2 separate regions of the Homo sapiens genome follow, and region 1 is linked to region 2. Evidence: chromatin contacts called from ENCODE Hi-C or POLR2A ChIA-PET data. All regions are on one chromosome and are shown on one strand. Each heading gives the region's core, a stretch centred on a gene start or an enhancer-like site at or near the end of the contact. The rest is flanking DNA. Distances are from core to core; before and after follow the strand shown.

Evidence for each region. Hi-C counts contacts between places; a loop is a spot of excess contacts on that map. ChIA-PET counts read pairs that join two places held with the same protein, here RNA polymerase II (POLR2A).
Region 1: a loop to region 2 is called in a map of PC-3, with 8 times the contacts of the local background. The contact joins two enhancer-like sites. A Hi-C loop is called at or near these places in 5 of 168 maps with a recorded cell type or tissue (PC-3, breast epithelium, gastrocnemius medialis and 2 more) and 1 of 37 single-sample maps with no recorded cell type. POLR2A ChIA-PET finds 5 or more read pairs at or near these places in 7 of 52 experiments (A673, AG04450, H1 and 4 more).

The regions. Positions count from the first base shown.
Region 1 is chr6:14,887,364-14,891,311 of GRCh38, reverse strand. All of the region lies in intron 2 of LOC105374945 (a long non-coding RNA gene), which reads left to right. Among named protein-coding and RNA genes, the nearest start is that of JARID2-DT, 360 kb to the left of the region's middle. Within about 2 kb of position 2,496, at least 9 of the 41 ENCODE cell types and tissues checked have a DNase peak (open chromatin) inside an H3K27ac peak, as active enhancers do.
Region 2 is chr6:14,839,861-14,843,411 of GRCh38, reverse strand. No RefSeq gene overlaps it. Among named protein-coding and RNA genes, the nearest start is that of JARID2-DT, 400 kb to the left of the region's middle. Within about 2 kb of position 1,476, at least 2 of the 41 ENCODE cell types and tissues checked have a DNase peak (open chromatin) inside an H3K27ac peak, as active enhancers do.

The DNA.
Region 1 (3,948 bases), core at 1,247-3,746, 47 kb before region 2:
TGTATGTCTTACATGAACTTATACTAAATAAATTATAAAACTAAATAAGTGAACTTACAACTAAATAAATTAGATTAAAGTAAATATAATAAATACTCAAAAGTCATCACTTCCCAGGTGTTTTGCTGTTTCTTTCTTTTCTTTTCTTTTTTTCTTTGAGACAGAGTCTCACCTGACACCCAGGCTGGTGCGCAACGGCACAATATTAGCTCACTGCAACCTCCGCCTCCAGGATTCAAACAATTCTCCTGCCTCAGCCTCCTGAGTAGCTGGAATTACAGGCACCTGCCACCACACCCAGCTAATTTTTGTATTTTTAGTAGAGACGGCGTTTCACCATGTTAGCCAGGCTGGTATCAAACTCCTGACCTCATGATCCGCCCGCCTTGGCCTCTCAAAGTGCTGGGATTACAGGCATGAGCCACCGCGCCCAGCCTGTTTAGCTATTTGTTTTGTTTTGTTTTGTTTTTTGAGATGGAGTCTCGCTCTGTCACCCAGGCTGTAGTGTGGTGGCGCGATCTCGGCTTACTGCAAGCTCCGCCTCCTGGGTTCACGCCATTCTCCTGCCTCAGCCTCCCAAGTAGCTGGGACTACAGATGCCCGCCACATGCCCGGCTAATTTTTTTTTGTATTTTTAGTAGAGACAGGGTTTCACCGTGTTAGCCAGGATGGTCTTGATCTCCTGACCTCGTGATCCTCCCGCCTCGGCCTCCCAACTATTTTTTATTATCTATGCTCTAGAAGCTCTTTATGACTATTGTCACTGTACGGTGGTCTTATGGGTTCATTTGTGTTCCCTCCCTCCACAAATTCATATGTTGAAGTCCTAACCCCCAGTATCTCAGAACGTGACCTTATCTGGAAAGAGGGTTGTTGAAGATGTAATTAGTTCAGATGAGGTCATTAGGGTGGGGCCCTAGTCCAATATTACTGGTGTCCTTATAAAAAGAGGAAGTTTGGGCACAGAGAAATATGCACGCAGGGAGGATGTCACGTGAAGATGAAGGCAGAGATTGGGGCGATGCAGCAGAAGCCAAGAATCGCCCAACACGGCAGCAAACCATCAGGAGCTGGGAGAGACACAGGGAACAGATTTTCCCTCGGGGCTCACAGAAGGAGCCCCCCTTGCCCACACCTTCAACTTGGACTTGCAGTCTCCTGAACCGTGGAACAATGAATTTCTGTTGTTTGAGGCACTTGGTTTGTGGCACCTTGTGATGGCAGCCCTAGGAAACTCACACCAGTAGAAATATGACATTAGATTTCTACAAGCTGGTGAACACCACCTCCCCATACTCCTCGTGCAGTGACTTTGCATTGTTAGCTTGAAATAGCCACAGCAACTGATTTGTAAACAAACGCTACAAATCAGGCTGGATTTATTGTCTCATTGGTTGTCTAGACAAGGGGTTGGGAACTACAGCCTGTGGGCCAAATCTGGGCCCCCACTTGCTTTCATAAAAAGTTTTATTGGGACATAGCAGGGACGCTCTTTTGTGTTCCTGTTGTCGACGGCTGATTTGGCACTACAATGGCCCCGTTGAGTAGTTGTGACAGAGACCGAATAGCTCACAAAGTTAATATTTACTATCTGGCTCGTAAGAGTCAAATTTTATGGAACCCTTGGTCTAGACTTAAGGAAGTGAGGGAGATAATATTAAACATACAGATAAAACTTTAAAGTCTGCCTATCAATAGCCATTACTTTGTGAATGACACAAAAAAATTTGAGAAAATCTTCCTCCAGTCTTTGACAACTGTATCTGATTCTGTAAAGGAGTTGTTCCTATCATTGACGAATGAGTGGAATTCTGACACAGATCTTAGTTGTTTCACTTTCCTGTTGTTTACATAAATGAAAATAGCAACCAACAGCCATCCCAGAACTATACTTGTTCATCAGTTGCCACACTGGTTGGCTACAGAGAAGAGAGTTTGTCAAAAATCAATGGAAGTTGCTGGGTGTGGTGACTCATGCCTGTAATCACAGCACTCTGAGAGGCTGAGGCAGGAGGATGGGGCAGGAGTTCGAGACCAGCCTGGGCAACATAGTGAGACCCTGTCTCTGGTTATTATATTTAAAAATAAAAATAAGTAAAATAAAAATCAATGAAAGCATACATAAGAAACAATTGGCTATATGGAATTTACCAGATTGTGTGTATCATATAGCAGTAAAGTTTATAATAAACCTATGTGTTTACATCTACATATGCACACATTTTCTCTCCTGGAGAGCCACTTATTAAACTTTTATCAGCACGCCACTTCACCTAACCTCTGTGCGACACCTGCAGCTGGGCAGAGGACACATAGTTTGTGGGGCTGTTGCCATATGACTCTGGCCTTGGCTTGGTTTCACCACCATGCTGCCTAAGGGAGCACAGTTGGTAGAAACAACTGCGGTAGGAAGGCCCAGTGGCACGAAGGAACTGGGCTTGGCTACTCCCTGCCCTGGGGGATGGACAGTACGTACCAAGCTTCAGGGGTGAAGCAGGCCTGCTGATGAAGGGGTGCCAATGCAAATCCGAGGTTGGACTTGCTCCCACCAGTGATAGAAGTCCTTCAGCAAGGGAACAACAGGGTGACAGGCCTGATTTAAGAAGCCAGATTTGGTAACAATGTGAAGGACAGATTGGATGGGAACAACCAGCTCTGGGGCTGTCACAATCTGTGGTTTAGTAAACAGAGCTCAGAAAGTCCATGGCTCTGCCCTAGGCATGTTTTTTGGCATTTGTAAAAAAGGCTTGCAAAATGTTAAGAAATGGGATCCTTGCTTGACTGTAGAAGTCTCAATGGAACCCCAGAGCCTACAAAACAGAAAAATAGAAAAGCAATTCTGAAAAGCTTTGCCAAATGGCTGTCATGTGGCTTTCTACCATCCCTCTGTTGCTTTCTAGGTGCCTATTAGAAATGAAGAAATAGTTTGGCAGCGACCTTCCCTTGAAACAAGCAGTTATGGATGGAGGGCCTTGATTTGAAACTAAGACTGTGCATTTGCAGTAACTTGACAAGGCTCTTGGGTTCCATGGAGAATATATTGGGTGGGGCCGCCCACAGCACCTTGGGTTCATCTCTAGCAGGGCATGTCAACTCTTACCTGGTCTTCCCAGCCCGTGACGGCAGATGCCGGGACAGTTGCTCACCACATAGCAAAAGCTGCTCATGACATTGCAAACCCCTCACTACCCAGCAAGGCAATGACTTTAGTCAGTATCCTGTCCTCAGGATGGTCTTCTTACAGCTGCTTCTTTCCCCCAAGCCCAGGTTTGATTTTAGGTGGGAAGGATTTAAGAAACTTTAACTTAGGCCAGGTGTGGTGGTTGACACCTGTAAACCCAGTACATTGAGAGGTTGAGGCGGGATGATTGCTTGAGCCCAGGAATTCAAGACCAGGCTGGGCAACATAGTAAGACCCTGTCTCCCTCTGAAAAAAAAAAAAGAAACTGCAATTTGTTGCTCTGCCATCTGGCATGCAGCCCCGGACTTGTCCGCTACATCGGGTTCAGAACTGGCTGCTGGTCTGGAGCGTTTCTCCCAGTGTGGGGCTGGTCAGGTCTGCCTGTTCCTGGGGTCCCTGCTCAGTGTTACAGATGCCCTAGGACAGGGGTGCAGCCTGGTTCGTGGCAGTCCTCCTGTGGCCTTCAGAAATGGATCCTCACTCCGGGTTCCCAACCCACTGGGCTTGTAACTTGCTGACAAATATTCAGATAACTGCCTGTCTGCATGCATTTGTTCAGTCAGGATACTGACTGACATCACTGACTTGCTGGGTGGTGAGGGCTTATTGCTAGAATTTTCTTTTCTCCACTCAGCACTGGACTTCAGATATGTGGTGGAAAAGACAGTGACTTTGGAATCAGCCAGATTCAGCTAAACTCTATGTTTTGCTGAAAGGTAGCTGTGTGGTCTTGGGCAAATAAGTTAACCTCTCTGAGCCACGGTTGC
Region 2 (3,551 bases), core at 227-2,726:
TTCTCTCTATCCCTTCCTTCTTTTCCTTTCTTTCCTTTTCTTTTCTTTCTTTCTTTTTTGACAGGGTCCCACTCTGTCACTCAGCCTGGAGTGCAGGGGCACGATCATGGCTCACTGCAGCCTCTACCTCCTGGGCTCAATCCATCCTCCCACCTCAGTCTCCTGAGTAGCTAGGACCACAAGGTACATGCCACCATGCCTTGCTAATTTTTTTTTTTTTTTTGGATGGAGTTTTGCTTTTGTTACCCAGGCTGGAGTGCAGTAGTGCAATCTTGGCTTAGTGCAACCTCCACCTTCTGGGTTCAAGCGATTGTCCTGCCTCAGCCTCCCAAGTAGCTGGGATTACAGATGCCTGCCACCACACCCAGCTAATTTTTTGTATTTTTAGTAGAGACGGGGTTTCATCATGTTGGCCAGGCTGGTCTCGGACTCCTGACTTCAGGTGATCTGCCTGCCTCGGCCTCCCAAAGTGCTGGGATTACAGGCATGAGCCACCATGCCTGGCCTTTTTTGCATTTTTTGTCAAAGTCTCACTGTGTTGCCCAGGCTGGTCTTGAACTCCTGTGCTCAAGTGATCCTCCTGTCTCGGCCTCCCAACGTGTTGGGATTACAGGCAAGAGCCACCATGTCCATTGTTTCTCAACCCTTTAATCTTTTTTTTTTTTGGAATTCCATCCTTGGTTTTGTTTCCTACTCACTCTATTCTCTCTTCCTAAGTGATCTTATTCACTGGATGGTTTTAATTACTGGAAAATAAATTCTATGTGGGTTGAGATTTTATCTTCTTCACAGCTATATTTCCAGCACCCAGAAGAGTACCTAGTGTATCGTGGGTGCTCAGTAAAGAGTTTTTAAGAGGTTGAATGAATTGCCATTCATAGGCACAATCTAAATGTAACCCTAATAAAACCTAGTTGCCTTGAGTCCAGCTTAACACAGTGCAAATTAAAAGGAAACATAAATTTGACTACAGAATAAAGTATTTGTGAGTGCAGATGGGTAGAGCCTTTCTGGAAGGCAATCTGGCAATTCTTAGTTAAAATAAGTATGTGTACACTCTATGACTCAGTACTCACTTTCCTACTTATAAATCACAGAAAAAAAAATCTCCTATGGGTCTATAAAAGAACATGAATGAGGATGTTCATTCCAGTGTTATTTGTGGAAAAGAGAGTTGGAAGCAATTTGAACATCCTTCACTGAGGAATGTCAAATGAAATGTGGCAGATGTATAATAGGGACACCATGAAGCAATCGGAAGCAACTGGAATGAATAGCATGTAAACACAGCAGCACACATCAACCTCGAAAACATTGTTTCGTGGGATGAGGTAAGAAACATAATGCTCTCTTTTGCACAATGTCACTTACGTAAATTTAAAACATGCACAGCGGGTCGGGTGTGGGTGTGGTGGCTCACGCCTGTAATCCTAGCACTTTGGGAGGGCAAGGTGGGCGGATTGCTTGAGGTCAAGAGTTTGAGAACAGCTTGGCCAACATGGTGAAACCTCATCTCTACTAAAAATAGAAAAATTAGCTGGGTGTGATGACACATGCCTGTAATGCCAGCTACTCGGGAGGCTGAGGCAGGAGAATCACTTGGACCCAGGAGGCAGAGAGGTTGCAGTGAGCCTAGATTGCACCACTGCACTTCAGCCTGGGCAACAGAGCCAAACTCCATCTCAAGACCAGCCAGGCCAACATGATGAAACCCCATCTCTACTAGAAAAAAAAAAATACAAAAATTACCTAGACGTGGTGGCAGGTGCCTGTAGTCCCAGCTACTCGGGAGGCTGAGGCAGGAGAATTGCTTGAACTTGGGAAGCGGAGGTTGCAGTGAGCCAAGATCGCACCATTGCACTCCAGCCTGAGCAACAAAAGCAAAACTCCTCCTCAAGAAAACAAAAACAAAAAAACACAGAGCTGCAGAAAATATTCTAGCTCATGGTTTGAGTGCTATTTACATAGGTGTATACATACATGTAAATTCAACAAGCTGCATACTTAAGGTTATTTTGCTTTACTGTATCCATGTTATACCTGAATAAAAAATTAAAAAGTGCACATGAAATATTATATATAAGAAAAATTAACGAAATAGAAGGATACACATCAAACACATTAGAAAATGGCTTGTAGTGGGGAGGATGGAGATAAAAGGGAATGAATGAATAAATAAGTTAAAGAATTTCTTTTTAAAAATCAAAAATGGAGTTTTGCATGAACCAACATGAGAATGTGCCCTGGACTGAGAAGTCTGAGGTCTCTTCCATATATTTCATCTATTTGTCTATGAGTCTATCTATGGAATTATCTACACATTTTGTTGATGGTTCCCCAAACCATCCACAGCCCTACTCTCTTGTCTCAAGTCCAATTCTACATCTCCTGTTGCCTGTTAGGCACCCCGAACTGGAAGCTCTTGATTTGTGTCTTAAACACTAAAAACAGAACAAAACAAAACAAAACAAACAAAACCCCAAACCAAAAACACAACGTTAACTTCCTTGAGAGATGGTCTTTGCCAGCATATTGAAATCCTGCTTACTGCAGGAATCTAGGCATCTCTCCATATGCTCTAGGTTGGAGCAAAATTTTAGACCAGCAGCACCGGCATCACCTGAAAGCTTATCAGTAATGCAACATCTTAGGCCCCACCCCAGACTTACTGAATCACAACTCTTTTTTTTTTTTTTTTTTTTTTTTCTGAGACGGAGTCTCGGTCTGTCGCCCAGGCTGGAGTGCAGTGGCGCAATCTCTGCTCACTGCAAGCTCCGCCTCCCAGGTTCACACCATTCTCCTGCCTCAGCCTCCAAAGTAGCTGGGACTACAGGCGCCCGCCACCACGCCGGCTAATTTTTTTTTTTTTTGTATTTTTAGTAGAGACGGGGTTTCACCGTGTTAGCCAGGATGGTCTCGATTTCCTGACCTCGTGATCCTCCTGCCTCGGCCTCCCAAAGTGCTGGGATTACAGGCGTGAGCCACCGCGTCCGGCCCACAACTCTCTTTTTAACAAGATTATAGGTGATTTGTTGTACACGAAACCTTGAGAAGCACTGCCCTGTTTCTTGTTGTACTTTCTTAACTGAATGCAGACTACTGGGTAGAAAGAAGTGGAGACTCCTTCTGGCAATACCTAAGTGGGGTTAAAGACATGCTGTATTCAGGCTTTGTATGCCAGGATCTGTTAGATGAAGAGTGAGCATCCAGAGTTCTAGCCTCTTCTTGGGCGAGTGTCCTTGGAGAGGCCATTCCTCATTATGCATTTCAATAGCACTCTATATTAACAAAGCACTTCTCCATCAATTTATTAGTGATTCTCTCTCAAATTCTCTGCATCATCTTTCCAAGCAATAAATCGTGGTGTATTTTCTTTGTAACCCATAAGTGGTCGATAAGTAAACAAATGGGTTGAAAAGGTAACATAGCAGAAAAGTGTTTCAATTTTCCTTCATCCGTCCTCCATGCATCACTTAGGGAGAAACCAAGTGTTCAGAGACTCCATCTGTATTTAGAATATCATTCTAAACGGAGAGAAGGAGGGAATAACT